Regions from separate parts of the Homo sapiens genome. Here region 1 is linked to region 2. The links are chromatin loops, found by intact Hi-C in ENCODE. Cell type or tissue: heart left ventricle. All regions are shown on one strand. Each heading gives the region's core, and the rest is flanking DNA. Links, peaks and the distances in the headings are about the cores only.

The links. Hi-C counts contacts between places; a loop is a spot of excess contacts. Peaks named below come from ENCODE experiments on the same cell type or tissue, not always from the same donor. Only the 100,000 strongest peaks of a DNase experiment are listed, where the experiment ranks them.
Region 1: it touches region 2 in a loop (2.0-fold over the local background); 2 of 110 quality-filtered maps call a loop at or near these places.

Annotation. Positions count from the first base shown.
Region 1 is chr3:119,631,946-119,640,286 of GRCh38, forward strand. It overlaps the pseudogene RPL10P7. Among named protein-coding and RNA genes, the nearest start is that of POPDC2, 24 kb to the right of the region's middle. RefSeq lists an enhancer at 6,855-7,364. In heart left ventricle, for the core only: a CTCF peak has its summit at 4,053; DNase peaks (open chromatin) are centred at 6,624 and 6,966; H3K4me3 peaks cover 470 bases; H3K27ac peaks cover 4,558 bases.
Region 2 is chr3:119,520,597-119,528,876 of GRCh38, forward strand. TIMMDC1 (translocase of inner mitochondrial membrane domain containing 1) reads left to right here. Exons shown (of 7, transcript NM_016589.4): 7 at 3,010-4,494. The coding sequence ends at 3,160. CD80 (CD80 molecule) reads right to left here. Exons shown (of 7, transcript NM_005191.4): 6 at 7,137-7,245; 7 at 3,697-5,153. The coding sequence ends at 7,175. Among named protein-coding and RNA genes, the nearest start is that of TIMMDC1, 26 kb to the left of the region's middle. In heart left ventricle, for the core only: a CTCF peak has its summit at 4,549; no DNase peak of the experiment used is centred there; H3K27ac peaks cover 432 bases.

The DNA.
Region 1 (8,341 bases), core at 144-8,143, 110 kb after region 2:
CCAACATGGTGAAACCCTGTCTCTACTAAAAATACAAAACATTAGCCGAGCGTGGTGGCAGGCGCCTGTAATCCCAGCTACTCGGGAGGTTGAGGCAGGAGAATCGCTTGAACCCGGAGGGGTGGAGGTTGCAGTGAGCCGAGATCGAGCCACTGCACTCCAGCCTGGGAAACAAGAGCAAAACTCTGTCTCAAAAAAAAAAAATTATTAACACTGAATGGAAACATTTTTCTATATGTAATCACTGGATGGAAAGGATATAAAAAAATGCATAACTGTCTATGAGATGGAATGTTGTTTAATGCTGGGTCTATGTGGTACCTAAAATCATCCTGTCCAGGGGCACGTGGCCCACACTTTGGGAAACATGGCTTTAAGTAGATGGGATGTCTGTGGGGTCAGGGAAAGGGAGAGCTAACACGGAACTCTGCTCCATGGCAGAACAAAAGCAGAACTTGGGTCTCCCTTCCACACCCACTTTGCTCACTCTGCTGCAGTCTTTTCATGAACAGAGACTATTACAGAACTAATTAAATTCAACAGGCAGATTCACCACCAAGTGCAAGATACACTGCCGTAAGATACAGAACAATGTGACCTTGGAATAGGCACGCAACAAAAACATCCAACATTGCACAGCTTTTTACTATGTTCCAGGCACCATTCTGAGTGTTTCATATGTATTAACATATTTTATCCTCTCAGCAAGCCTATGAGATACATGCTATTATTATCCCACTTTATAGATAAAGAAATCAAGAGGCTGAGGAACCTTCAAGATCACAGGTCTAGTAAGTAAAGGAGCCAGGATTCAAATGCCAGCTGTCCGCCCCAGAGCCAGGTGATTAATCACCACTCTAACCAGACTCAGAAACATGACACAGAAGTAGCCCCTAAAGGTCCACAATGCAACCCTGTGGGACTGGATACATAATTTACAGGGTTCAGTGCAAAATAAAAATGCAGGCTCCTTATTTAAAAAGTTGAGAATTTCAAGATGGTGACAGCAGAGCATGAAACCAAGTGTGGGGCCTGAGTGGAGCCCTGTGCCCAGGTGTACAGGTCGCATGCCCAGGAAACTGGCCTTGCAGCCAGGTGAGCCAGCTGTCAATTCCCAGAGCCGGGCATTCCAGCCGAGCTTGTGTAGTGCAGCTGACTGTGAACCCAGACAAACCTCAGTTGGCTAAGGAAGAAAGTTGTGAAGGATGAAAAAAAGGTCATAGGGCCTTTGAGAGGGATGCTAGTGTTTCTTACAGAAAATATTCAGACCCAGCCAGGTGCGGTGGCTCACGCCTGTAATCCCAGTACTTTGGGAGACTGAGGCGGGTGGATCACCTGAGGTCTGGAGTTTGAGACCAGCCTGGCCAACATGGTGAAACCTTGTCTACTAAAAATACAAAAATTAGCCAGGCATGGTGGCGGGCACCTGTAATCCTAGCTACTTGGGAGGCTGAGGCAGGAGAATTGCTTGAACCTGGGAGGTGGAGGTTGCAGTGAGACAAGACTGTGCCATTGCACTCCAGCCTGGGCAACAAGAGCAAAACTCCGTCTCGAAGGAAAAAAAAAAAAAGAAAAGAAAAGAAAAAAAAAAGAAATGAAAATATTCAGACCCCAGGGGACATGCCTGTATTAACCATCACTAGATTTTCAGATGAATGTTGTTGAAGGTTCCTCTACACTAGAGGCTATGGGAGCTTGGTTCCCACTGCACAGCTTGGTGACAGGTAGGAGAGAGCCCAACTCCAGCAGCATTTTGGAATGCTGTCCCCAACATCTGGAGCACAAGATGTCAGAGAGAGACTGGGATGGGTTGATAAGGGAGAAGATGACTTCCTAGCCTCTTTCGAGGTCTGATGATCCACACTTTGAGAATAGACGTAGGAAAGACCTTCTACTCCTGTGTCCTACAGGTGTGAGATTCTCTAGCAACTGCAGAGTGGTTAACAGCAAAGAGGACATGCGTACCCACTTCTGAATAGCAGGGCTGGCTGCTTCAATAGAGCGAGAAAAAGGTGGGAGTAGAAGGACAGGGGAGAGGAGAGGAGATGGAAGCATGGATGGAGGTGACTGCAGTCAGATAAACAGTTGTTTGGCACACAAACCCAGCGTTCCATAAAGTCCTATGTGGACTCTGTGAGTTCACAATAGTTTCCCTTGCCAGCAGCTCACAAAACTGTGCCTTGATTACAAATCTCATGACAAATCAAGCCCTTGACCAACAGGGACTTTGTCTTGTCTGCTGTTGTACTCCAAGTCCCTAGCACACAGTAGGTTCTCGAATATTTGTTAGAAAATGAATAAATAAATGGTCCCAGGAAGTATTTTCACTTCTAAGGCTTAATTATTGGCAGAATTAACCACTGAAGCCATCTCAGTGTTGGCTTTTCTTTGCGAGTAGTTTTTCACTAATTTAATCTCTTCACTTGTTATAGATATATTCAGATTTTCTTTTTCTCTTGAATCTATTTCAGTAATTTGTACCTTTCTAAGAGCTGTCCATTTTATTTATCTAATTTGTTGGTACACAATTGTTTGCAGTATTCTCTTATAATTCTTTTTATTTCTATAAGGTCAGTAATGATGCCTCCTCTCTTATTCCTGATTTTAGTAATTTAAGTCTTCTCTCTTTTTTTCTTGGTAAGTCTAGATAAAGATTTGGCAATTTCATTGATCTTTTTGAGGAACCAACTTTGGTTTTCCAGTCTCTAGTGTGATAATTGCTACTCTAATCTTTATTGTCTTTCTCGATCAGATATTATTCTACATCATTTTTAAAAACAGCTAAAGCCACAAATCTGCCTTGACCCTTTTGTTTTTGCTTCTGCTCTGTCGATCTTCCTTGAGGCAGCAGATCTTTCATGACCTATTGCCCAAAAAGGATAGAGTCACAGGGTCACAGACAATTCTTGGAAAAATTTACATTGGTGAATATATCAAAATGATATTCTGCTACATATGCATAACTTATCTTCACTCTTGGACCACAAAGATCTATTTCAGAGACAAATTTGGAGTGGAATTTTCCTTAACATTATCCTCAATAGAGCCTAAAGTATAGAATACACTCATTTTCTCACTCATATCCTGAGACCTCAGTGGTCGTTTACCAGACGTTGGAATTCCTAAATGAATACCATTGCCTTAAAAATCATATTCCTCAGGTCAGAAGGCTAGAGTGCTCTAGTACAGGAGTCCTCAACCCCTGGGTGAGTGAACATTAAACCTGAGCTCCATCTCCTGTCAGGTCAGCTGTGGCACTGGATTCCAGGAGTGTGAACCCTATTGTGAACCGTGCATGCAAGGGATCCAGACTGTGCTCTCCTTATGAGAACCTAACTAACGCCTGATGATGTGAGGTGGAACAGTTTCATCCTGAAAATCATCCCCCTCACCACTGTCCCAGCACTGTACTGGTCTGTGGAAAAATTGTCTTCCACAAAACCAGTCCCTGGTGCCAAAAATGTTGGGGACCACTGCTGTAGTAGATTCCTAGTCAGTTTGAGGTGTCTTTTTTTTTTTCAGGTGGACAGAAAGTAGGATTTATTGTTGGGCCTTAGGAGGGGCAGCACAGTGGAAGCCCTCATGAGTGCAGGGCCCACCACTTGTCCAGAGGGCCACGACTGGGGATGTACTTGACCCCGCAGTCATCTGGAATGAGCCGTTTCTCAGCCACCATGTCTTCACATTGAACTTGGTAATGCCCCACTTCTTTGAGATGTGGATCTTCTGGTGGCCAGGGAACTTGGCCTTGGCCCTGTGCAGGGCCTCAATCACATGCTCCTTGTTCTGCAGCTTGGTGCCGATGGACACGATGACGTGACCAATGTGAACCCTGGCCACAGTGCCCTGGGGCTTTTCAAAGGCACCTCATATACCTGTTTGGAGCCTGTCAGCCCAGCACAGGACGTCTTGTTGATGTGCATAACGTGGAAGGGGTGGAGCCGCACTTGGATATGAAAGCCATCCTCGCCGCAACTTTTCATCATGTACTTATTGGCACAAATTCAGGCAGCCTCCAGGGCTTCAGAGGAGAGCTGCTCATATTCATCTGACACCATGTGGCCACAGAGTGGAAACTCATCCACTTTTACCTTCTTCCACCCCAGGTCAAAGATGGGAATCTCGGCATCAGCAACACCTCGCCAGAAGAGAGGCTTTGTGTTGTTCTTACAATAATGGTAACACTGGGTGGGGCAGCGGCCCATGGTGACACCAGAATCTTCAGTGGCACACGAAAGGGAAAGAGCTTGAGATATCTTTTGAACTTAAGAGTCATCCCTTTCTCTAAGAACTGACCCCCATCTAGAAGATGGGCAGCCCCAATTGTACTGCATGACCCTGTCCTCAGACCCAGCTTAATGGACCAGAAGTAGACAGCTGACTGAATCTGGACAAGGTAGATTTCCTTCCTGAAAGTCTGAAATTATGACTAAGAGGCAGCCGTACTTGTCTTCTGGTTGTTGGAATTGTTCCATGTGAACTCAGGAGCTGAGGGCAAACATATTCCACCATGAGAACAGAGAAACAGGGAAGACTGCTCTGTTGGAAAACAGAAACATGTTGCAGTTCTCCTAAGAGAAACAGAAACAGAAGATGGTGACTGGGTCCCTGACAGCTTCCTGCTTTCCCTGATGGCTTTCTGATCTAGTCCCATATTAAAATCTAGTGGCATTTCTGACTTTGAATTCCATAAGACACCCCTGTGTCCTTATAAATTCTCCTTTGCTTTGTCATCATAATTATCAACATTGTCAACATTATCAACAAAAAAGATAAAACTTCCTGAACATTTACTATGTGCCAAGTAAAGTTCCAATTAGCTTACACAAATTATCTTATTTAATCCTCCCAGTGAATCCATGTATTACTTCATTTTACATATGAGGAAACAGGGACAAAGAAATTAAGTAACTTGTCCACTACAGTCAGCAATAGATAAAATCAGGATTCACACCAAGGCCATCTGACTTCAGAATCTGAGCTCTAACCACCATGTTATACAGTTTAGCCTGCTCACGTTGGTTCTTAGCACTTGCAACTAAGACGTATTAGCTAAATAGGGCTCCTCAGTCTGGCCCTACTCTGCCTAACAAAAATTATCTGCCATTTTCCCCAGTGTGCTGAAGCCAGCATTCCCCTAAAACATACTATGGTCAATGTCACCTCCATGCCTTTTTGCTCCTTCTCCTTCCCACCCACCCCCACTTTTATATTCTACCAATGATTCAGGGTCCACTTCCAGTTCTATCTTCCCCAGGGAAACTGGTCACCCGTATGTTCTATCAGTCAGTAACTATGCTGCCTTGCAATGGTGGTTAATAGCTTACTGCATGTATGTCAGGCCTCTATGATGAGATTGTAAGGTCTTTAAAAGCAGGGGCTATATTTTCTCTTTCGCTGTGTCCCCAAAACACTATAATTCATTGTAAGCATGCAATAAAAGCTCCTTGAATTGAACTAAAGGCAGTAATCTTAGTGGCATAGACAAAGGCAGGGAGAGAAGGTCAGGCACAGAGAGGCTTAACTTTAAAGGAGAGCTTAATGTCTTTTCATAAGTGTCAGGAATGGCCTTCACATACTCATCTTGTTTTAAAATTTTATGTGTCAATATTACATTTTAAAAGTTTTAAATCTCTATAGGAAAAAGGATATTATATTGAAACATAAATCTTCCATAATTGCTGAATTCTCACCCAGCCCTTGATCTCCTTGTTGAGTGGTCCCAAGTCTGACATTCTGAAAGTGACATACGCTGCTCCCCACAGCCTCAAACACATCTCTGATCTCACTCTTGGGCACACCCCAAGCCCTGGGATGACCATCACAACTCCCCTCTGCCCCACCATCTCAGAGGAGGTAGGTTTCTTCCCCTTAAGAAGAGTATGGGGGTGATGAGAGTATCCCAGTGCCTGAGTCTTCCTAGGCCCCAGGAAGGCCTTGGAATCCTCTCTGATCCTTAGCATTCACCCTCATCTATGAAAGCAACTGTTTGCATTATGTGTCCACTTAGTGTCCTGACAACAGTCTAAACTCAATCCATCCAAAAGCAAATCAACATCTTCCCCAAAGTTGTTCCTCCTCTTTTTACGGTAATAGCTGCCACCATGATCCAATCATCCAGGCTTGAAGCCTGAGTCATCTTTGACTCAGAACATCACAGTGCTAAAAAAAAAAAAAAAAGTATTTTAAGCCATTTGCCTCCTTCCCCCAGTATATGATTTATACTCAGACTCTGTCTCTCAATATCTTAAAATGCATCTGAGGTCTGTCCCTTCCTGTGTATTCCCCCGATAAGGCTCTGGATTTTGGCAACAACTCCTGAACTACTACTCTCTTTTCCTGCTGGTTTGAATAGGGAGAGAAGCAAAAGTAAACTGGAAAGTGGAACTAGAAGTCTCTAAAACCACAAGTGTTAACCTTACCCTTGCCAGAATGGGGCACATGAATTGTCCTACTAGCAGGTAACAGCTGAGTTTAACCAACATTTAAGAATTACCAACTACATCCTGGCTAACATGGTGAAATCCTGTCTCTACTAAAAATACAAAAAATTAGTCGGGCGTAGTGGCGGGCGCCTTGTAGTCCCAGCTACTCGAGACGCTGACGCGGGAGAATGGTGTGAACCCGGGAGGCAGAGTGAGCCAAGACCGTGCCACTGCACTCCAGCCTGGGCGACAGAGCGAGACTCCGTCTCAAAAAAAAAAAAAAAAAAAAAAGAATTACCAACTAAATGTCACACATGTGGCCTTGTGTGGGGTGCTGGGGCCACAGCAATAAGTAAGACTTCCCCAGCCCTCAAGTGCCTAGCGAGGGATGAGAGCTGAGGGGGGCGATCCCAGAGGGCTCTGCGAGTCCTGAAGGGGATTGTTCAATGCTGAGGGCGAGGTGAAGGCCAGGAGAGTGTGCGTAGGGAGAGGACATGTGTACTAGGTTTGAGGGCTGAATAGGATTTCAGGCCTGAGGGCTGAGGGGTGGAGGGCAATTCCAGGCTATTAAGCAAAGGCTTAGTTTACAGGCTGGACTAATCCGATTTGTGTGCTGTGTCCTGGGCTCCCCTGTGGCAGTGATGCAATCATGTGACAGTTGGTGGTCATGTGCTGGGTAAGGACACTTTCAGGAAGGATGATATCACAGAAGTGATATAATCACCAGATAACTTTCTGAGTAGGAGGCACATGTCAGGGCATGAATTCAATGGTGACAGACGTGAAACTGCTGACAGCATTGTTTTCACTTCTACCTCAAGATTTGTGTGGATGTCTACAGGAAACCAGGGGGTCAAAAATAGAAAGAGAAGAGGTGCTGAACATTGGAGATGGACTCAATTTCCCCCTCCAGGCAATTCTTCTCCCCAGGATCTCTCACGGGTTTTTGCTTTATACATATATGTAATGCTATTTTTCAAACATATAAAGAGACTGTTGTGGCTAATTTTTAAAACCTATAAATTTATCTAAAAATCCTATTGAAATCCAAATGTCTTTTGCCTTACATACACCATTAGATAATAAAAGCACAACTTCCACTACGTAAGGTCTGATTCTTTGGTGGGGAAAAGGGATTAAAAGAGGTCCTCATCTTGAGAAACCACTGCTATACACCACAGGTGTGTAATGACAGCCCTGCCTTGGTGATCCTCCAGGTTGGGGAGTGGCACCACATCCAGGTTATGTTGAATCTCAATTTACAATGTATAGTGTACTTTTTTTTTTTTTAAGATGGAGTCTTGCTCTGTTGCCCAGGCTGGAGTGCCCATTATGAGTCATGGAGACTCAGATTTTGAGTAAGAGAGAAATAAAACTTTGTGCTTTTAAGTAATAATAAGTCAATCCTGACTAATATCACATGGTAAGAAGTCTGGATTTTATTCTAAGTGGGATAGGAAGTCATTTCAAATTTTGAGCCAGAGAGTGATAAGATCTTGTATATGTTTAAATGACCTCTTTACTGTGTGTAGGTTATGAGGCAGAAGGACTGGTTGTAAGTCCATTGAAGTTAATTTAGAATGAAGTAGTGGTGGCTTGAAATTAGCGGTGGCAGTAGAGATTGTGAGTCGAATTCAGAATATACAGGCATGCACCATATAATGACATTTTGGTAAACAATGGACCACATATGGTGGTCCCATAAGATTATAATGGAGCTGAAGAAGAAAGTTTGAAGACTACCAGATATCAAAACTTACTGTAAAGCTACAATAATTACAACCAGATGGTACTGCCAAAGGGTAGAAAAATAGAACCATCAGACAACAGAAAATTCAGAAACAGACCTACATCTATAGGAAAATTTGATTTGTCACAAAGGATAAGCTGAACACTAGTAGGGATAGGATAATCAT
Region 2 (8,280 bases), core at 281-8,280:
GTCTCCCAACAAAGAAATGTCCAGGACCACATGGCTTCATTGCTAAATTCTGCCAAACAGTTAAAGAAGAATTAAGACCAATTCTCAAACTGTTCCGAAATATTGAAGATGAGAGAGTTCTTCCAAACTCATTCTACAAGGCTAGCATTACCCTTATACAACAACAAACAGACAAAGGCTCATTAAACAACAACAACAACAAAACCTACAGGCCAATGTATTCTACAAAACAATCCTTAACAAAATACCAGCAAACCAAATCCAAGAGTACATCAAAAAGATTATACATCATGAACAAGTGGGATTTATCCTAGGGATGCAAGGATGGTGCAGCATACACAAATCAATAAATGTGTTACATCATATAAACAGAAGGAAGGAAAAAAACCATATGATCATCTCAGTAAATGAGAAAAAGCATTTGGTAAAATTGAACACCCCTTCATGGTAACACCTCCCAAAAAGTTAGGGGTAGAAGGACTATTTCTCAGTACAGTAAAGGCCATATATGTCAAACTCACAGCTAATATCATACTGAACAGGGAAAAGTGAAAAGCTTTTCCCTCAAAGAACTGGAATGAAATAGGAATGCCCACTCTTACCAGTCTTGTTCAACATAGTATTAGAAATCCTAGCCAGAGCAGTTAGGCAAGAAAAAGAAATAAAGGGCATTGGAGGCCAGGCACGGTGGCTCACACTTGTAATTCCAGGACTTTGGGAGGCCGAGGCAGGCGGATCACTTGAGGTCAGGAGTTCGAGACCAGCCTGACCGACATGGTGAAACCCCATTTCTACTAAAAATACAAAAATTGTCATGGTGCACACCTGTAATCCCAACTGCGTGGGAGGCTGAGGCAGGAGGATTGTTTGAGCCTGGGAGGTGGAGGTTGCAATGAACCAAGATGGTGCCACTGCACTCCAGCCTGAGTGACAGCATGAGACAAAAGAAAATTAGGCACAGTAGTGCATGCCTATAGCCCCAGTTACTTGGGAGACTGAGGCTGAAGGATCCCTTGAGCCCAGTAATTCAAGGCAGCAGTGAGCCATGATTGTGCTACTGCACTCCAGCCTGGGCAACAAAGTGAGTCCCTGTCTCTTTAAAAAAAAAAAAGTGGGCGGGGGAGCTTGGGGGGAAACTTGTATTTCTCAAAAAATACCTACAAGTGCTAACAAGTATATGAAAAAGTATTCAACATAACTAATCAGGGAAATGCAAATCAAAACCACAATGAAATGTGGTTTGGGGACAGTTTGGGAAATTGGAGTGATATTTATCCCAATTAGAATGTCTATTATCAGAAAGACAAAAAATAAATTTTGGCAAGGATGTAGAAAGAAAAGGGAACTCATATACTTTTGGTAGGAATGCAAATTATTACAGCCTTTATAGAAACAGTATGGAAGTTCCTCAGAAAACTAAAAATAGAACTACTGTAAGATCCAGCAATCTTCCCTACTAGGTATTTATCCAAAGGAAAAGAAACCAGCATATCAAAGAGTTATCTGCGCCCCCATGCTTATTGTAGCACTATTAATAGCCAAGGTATGGAATCAACGTCAGTGTCCATCAACAGATGGATGGATAAAGAAAATGTGGTATATATCCACCATAGAATACTATTCAGCCATAATAAAGAATGTAATCCTGTCATTTGTGGGAACATGGATGAGCCTGGAGGACATTGTTATGTAAAATAAGTCATACACAGAAAGATAAATACTGCATGTTCTGTTGCTCATGTGGGAGCTAAAAAATGGGCTCATAGAAGTAAAGAGTAGAATTATGGTTACTGGAGGCTGAGGAGGGGACAGGGAAAGGCATAAGAAGAGGAGATTTAAGGGATTGATTAATGAATACAAAATTATAACTAGATCGGAGGCATAAATTCTAGTGTTCTGTGGCACTGTAGGATGACTATAGTTAATAATTTATTGTATATTTTCAAGTAGCTGGAAGAGAGGATATTTGAATGGTCCCAGCAGTATGAAATGATAAATGTTTGAGGTGATGCATATGCTAATTACCCTGATTTGATCATTACACATTGTATATGTACAAAAATATCACTTTGTACTTCATAAATATGTACAATTATTAGTATCAATTTTAAGACAGATGGATAAAAACAACTTGAATCATAGTAATGAAAGAATACTTTGGCAGAATGAAAGTGTCAAAATTGTATAGCATATACACGTATGGGTGTTTGTGTGTGTGTGTGTGTGTGTGTGTGTGTGTGAGATATTTCTAAGGAGAGTTAATAAACGTTTAAGTGTCTTGTATGTGCCTACTTCTTCGCTTGAAAATAATACAGGAAAATCAAACAAATTGAGAGTCAAAAAAATTGCCTCAATGAGCAGAAAATGTAGAAAACTGACTATAGAGATATAGAAGAACAAATGACCAAATCTGTGAAGAGTTGAGAAGAAACTTTAATCCCGATAATCACTTAAGGAAGACACTAATACTTGATTTAGAAACAGAACTGATCTATTATTTGGAAATTAGTTTTTAACTCTTCATAAATATAAATCTATAGTTTTGTTCTATCTGACTTTTCTCTACCTTGGATTACCATTGTTATAGCCTTTGACCAGTTCCTAAAAGGTCTGGTCACAGAGTTTAAGAGTGGCAGGGTACTTACATTCCCCCAGCCCTGGGAGCAAGAGGACAGCGAGACTTCAAGCCTTCACACCTTAGCACAAAGTGTGTCAGTTCCCACACATCACTCCTGTGAGAACTCTAGGACCCAGCATACTAGGAATATCTTATGGATCAGAGCTGTCACCACAACGGTATCCATTATGGTAATGTGGAAATCATAATTGGCTTGTGAGGTTAGGAGAGAGAAGAAAGTTACTGTATTTGAAGTTCAGGGAGCAGTATTTGCTTCTAAATTGCTATACCAAAGCAGGGAGGAAAAGACAAATGCTATCCTTTTTGTTTTAAATCTGTAAGAACTAAAGAAATGGAGCAGTATTTGATTTATCCTTTTTATCTGATTACAGGAAAGGCAGACTACAAGTTACTGAGCACCTCCCTGAGAAAATTGAAAGTAGTTTACAGGAAGATGAACCTGAGAATGATGCTAAGAAAATTGAAGCACTGCTAAACCTTCCTAGAAACCCTTCAGTAATAGATAAACAAGACAAGGACTGAAAGTGCTCTGAACTTGAAACTCACTGGAGAGCTGAAGGGAGCTGCCATGTCCGATGAATGCCAACAGACAGGCCACTCTTTGGTCAGCCTGCTGACAAATTTAAGTGCTGGTACCTGTGGTGGCAGTGGCTTGCTCTTGTCTTTTTCTTTTCTTTTTAACTAAGAATGGGGCTGTTGTACTCTCACTTTACTTATCCTTAAATTTAAATACATACTTATGTTTGTATTAATCTATCAATATATGCATACATGAATATATCCACCCACCTAGATTTTAAGCAGTAAATAAAACATTTCGCAAAAGATTAAAGTTGAATTTTACAGTTCGTATATTCATGTGGTCCTTTGAAAGGGTATTCTAGAAATCACTGGAAAGAGGAGAGGAAAGAACCAGGTAGGCAAATGGTCTGTGAAACCCTTGGGTCCTGGAAGCAGTGTGAGTGTAAATGTGTAGTGTTTGGTTTCATCTAAATAAACAAAGATGATTTCTTTGACACTTGAAATAAAATACAAATTCAACAAAAAGTAGATCAGCATTATTAAAGAAACGGTTCAACTTTGTTTCTTCCCTTAGTATTGCTGACAAAGTATCTGCTGTAGAATACAGGAATTACTTAGAATAGAAACATAGTCATCACAACTGTTACTAAATGGAAAAGAAAAGAATTATTGAGTTAAGTATTCCTGTCAATACGGGAAACACTGCTAGTACCTTATGTTGGTGTTAGACCTCTCTGCCCTACACTGAGAATATAGTTTTACACAGGAGCAAGGTTTGTGAAGCAGCATAGTGAGGTAGCTAAAGCCATGGGCTGGCTCTAAAGGCTTTAAATCCCAGCCATGTGGCTTAGCTGCCATGAGATGTGCATTTGAGAAATGTTGTCTTCTTTTGCTGTTCAACTCCAGATTTTCAGATGATAATGTGATTATCCCAGCTTAAGTTGCGTCCACTTCTGGTCTAGTGAATTGTGGAAGGCAGTTTTAGAGAAAGGAGTCATGAGTAACATGAACAGCAGTTGGCTATGTCTTTCCAGTTCTCTGCTGATGTCAGAAAGACCCAGAAATACCAAGGAGAAAAAGCCATCTTAGGGATCTAAGGAGGCCCTATGGAAAGTTACTACCTTAGACATTTGAAGATAGCTTACTGCTTAGTACATACACTGTAAACAACGATCTCATTTTAAATGAGAACTTTCTCATAAATATTTTACAAATGAGGTCAAACTAGCATAAAGCCATTTAAAGAGATTATCAGTCCAATATGAACCAGTTAAGTCTTTGGACTATCCCTTTCCTCCTTGACTACTGCTTTGACGTACCTAAATCATTCGTCTTACATGTCAGAGGAAATTAGTTTTGGATAGTTCTCCTTTCTGCTGTACCTCATGGGGGAGTGAGAGAGCAGCAATAGAGAACACAATGAAAAAAATGGAATACTGGGTAAACACCAATAATATTTCCATTAGTCTCCTAAAGATGTTCATGCCATACTTCCTATGCATTACATTGGGCTTTTGTAAACAGCAGCATAAAATCTTCTACTCTGACATTAGGAAATCAGATAGTCTCTGAAGTTGACCTGTTATTGGACAAATTCTACTTCCAGCAGCACTTTGCCTGACATATATATGTATATACCAGTTAACAGGCCACAGTCAAACTGATAAAGGGAAAGAGCACCAGAGTTAGGAAATCTGGGTTCTGGCGCTGGCCTTTATAATTCGGGTCACCTCCCTGGGCCTCAGTGCCTTTGTCATTAATAACACTGGTATTCTCTAAAGTCCCTTCCAGAACTCAAGAATTCTGCATTTCAAAACACCTTGATCAAGGTCACCAGAGCTACTTCTGTGCCCACCATATTCCTCTAGACACTTCCTGCAAAGCAACTGAAGTGAAGAAGCACCTAAGAGCAGATACGTAAAGGGCAAGGTGGGGTAATCTTGTCCATCTGAGGAAGTTCCCAGAAGAGGTCAATTGCAAATGGAGGTGGGACCTGAGAAAACAAAGAAATGATTACATCAAACCCTATATTGGCAAAGGAGGAAAACATCTTAAATTTATTTATATATTAAATTATACATATATAATTTTTAAATTATATATGTATATATGTATATATAATTTAATTATATATGTATATATATATATTTTAAATATAAGATCTTAATTTTAATCTCTTAATTTACATTTTAATCTCAAGATCAAGGGTATTCCCAGCTTGTACACAGTAACCTTGATAGCTGAAGAATATGAAGGGAAAGCTGAATTATGAGAGAACTTAAAACTACTCTGGCAATTTTTGTCACATGAAATATCGATCAGGCAAATGTTTAGTTATTACCAGCTATTACCAAACGACCAAATGCTTGATCAAGCCACTCTTCTATGTGTGGGGCTCTCAGGCATGGTTGCTTTTCTCAATAAACCTACATACAGTCCAGTAAAGGATAGAAGGAAGATGTGGTACATGAAAATCAACCTATGCTGGTGGTATGAGATGTGCTATAGAGGTGGAACTGCTTGAGCTAGACAAGATGACCACAGAAGGCCTTGTGTAGAAGATTGGGTACACGGCTTCATTTTGAAGTATCAGCAGACTGAGCAGAAGACTTTTTAGATAGAAAGTCAAGAAAATTGTAGATAATGACAGAACTGAGCCAGAGCAACATCCTGGAAAAGACATTCTGAGGAGTGAGCAAGCATTCAGTGGAAATGAAAAAACAGGATAGGAAGTTGAGACACTGCCTTGGGGGAAAATATGTGTAGGCTGCCAGGTTGTAGGGAAAGGAGCCTGAACTTGATGTCCAGTTTGAATCTTGGTTTTATTCTTCATCTGTATGACCGTACCTCAAGCAAATCTCTTAACCTCTGGGAGCCTCTGGTTTCTCTCCCATAACATGGAAATAGATCTTGCTCATAGAGATTTTTATAAGACTAAGATGAAATAGTGTTTTTGCAAAACAACCTGTTGTATAAGCGTCAGGTATTATTTTTCATTTTTCTTTATATTTCCCCCTCCTGCCCAGGACAATTCTTGCTTTCCTTTATTTTTAAAGATAATTTTGTAGACTAATTCCTATACTGGTGTTACTCTAACCTTCACAAGTCAAAGCTGAACTGTTTAGGGAGGCTTATAACTACCTGGGACCTGATATCAGTCTCTTGGATTCTAATGTCCCATGTAAGTTTCTCTTGCATGAAAATACCTGGGGATTTGTGACTCACTAAAGCTAGTGCTGTGTTAGGCTCTCTTAACAGGATGGACATTCCAGACCCCAGATAATAATTATCTCATTGTATGTAGAGTCATTAAGACCAAATCTAAAGTCTTGGGTTCCGTTTACCCCATTCATGTGAGGCACTGGAAACCATGCCATGTGAGGAACAATTGACAGAACTCAAGGGTATTTAGACTGAAGAGATCAGCTGGAATGTGGAAAGTTAAAAAGCTTTGAAGCTTTTTCTGTAGGCAGTGGGGTCTCTTCTGAGTTTTTGAGTGGGAAAATGACATGACAGAGTAATTCTTTGTGAAATTTGGCTCCATGATTCGTCAGTAGGATGAGTCTGTTAGTAAGAGGCAGAGAAACCAATGAAAATGTTACCGTGTTAATACAAAGTGACCCCAACCCATGTCCATCAATACTGAGAGATAGAGGGAAAAATGAATGATCAGAATAAGAAGTTACCACAGGAATATTCAAGATGAACTCAAATTAGTGTTTAATAGATAATGAATTGGCTGACAAGACAATTCAAGATGGCAGAATGGAAACATGGCAAAAGAAGAGGTTACATTAAGCAAATTGCATATGGGGAGAAAGGAGAGGGATGCCAGCCATCTTGTAACTGTTCAGCTTAATCTGAAAGAGGTTTTTAAGAAGGTGAGGTAGTGGGTAAAACAGCTTAAATTTGTTAAGGGAAGAATGCCTCATGATCCCCACGATCCATGTATCCCAGAAGAGATGACGGAGGCTACCTTCAGATCTTTTCAGCCCCTTGCTTCTGCGGACACTGTTATACAGGGCGTACACTTTCCCTTCTCAATCTCTCATTCCTCCTTCTCTCTCTGCATCTTGGGGCAAAGCCTTGGAGACAAGAACAAACAATAAAAATGATAAGTAAGTTTCCCTTGAATTGTGCCCATATGTTAATATTTACTTTAGCAAGGCTTCAGACTGGCTTAGAACTGGAGCAGTTGTTCTTATACCAGGGGTGATTTACAATGCTCCCTCTTTACCTCTTTGCCAAGGGGACATTTGGCAATGCTTGGGGATATTTTTGATTGTCGCAACGGGCAAGGGGTGCTACTGGCATGTAGTGAGTAGAGGCTAAGGAAGCTGCTAAACATCCTACAGTGCACAGAACAGCACTCCAAAACAAAGAATTATCTTGCCCAAAATGCCAATAATGTTGAGGATGAGAGCCCCTGAATTAAAGGGGTAACACTGGATAGTTGGTATTAGAAACATCCTTGAGCCCACCAGACCTCTTTATCCTACCCTTGGGATAAGTTGTTAACAGCACATACTCTCTAAAGAATTCACTGAGCTTTGGGTTTTTTTGGTGCTAAAGCCTGGGAAAATCAGCAGATGTTGATCTTCCGATTTTATTTGATCAGTGTACATGATTTCTACTCAAAGAAGGGTTGGTACCCCTTCATAGTGATTATGGCCTTATTTCGGACCATAGAACTAGCAGTTCCTCTTCATTTAATCATAGAGATTGAGGGCAGCATATGTCTAACACCCAAAGTGTAAATTCATAGGGTAAAATATCTTAGAAATCTCTTCTTTCATCAGCCACTCCTGATCTTTCATCCAAAAATGTATTCTAAAGAACTGAGAAAATGGACATTTTCCAGACACCTATGTGTGTGGCACTCTACTAGGCACTGGAATTCCAAAGACAAGAAGTCCCAGCACTTTGGGAAGCCAAGGCAGGCGGATCACGAGGTCAGGAGATCAAGACCATCCTGGCCAACATGGTGAAACCCCGTCTCTACTAAAAATACAAAAAAAAATTAGTCAGGCGTGGCAGCACGCACCTGTAGTCCCAGCTACTCAGGAGGCTGAGGCCGGATAATTGCTTGAACCTGGGAGGCGGAGGTGCAGTGAGCTGAG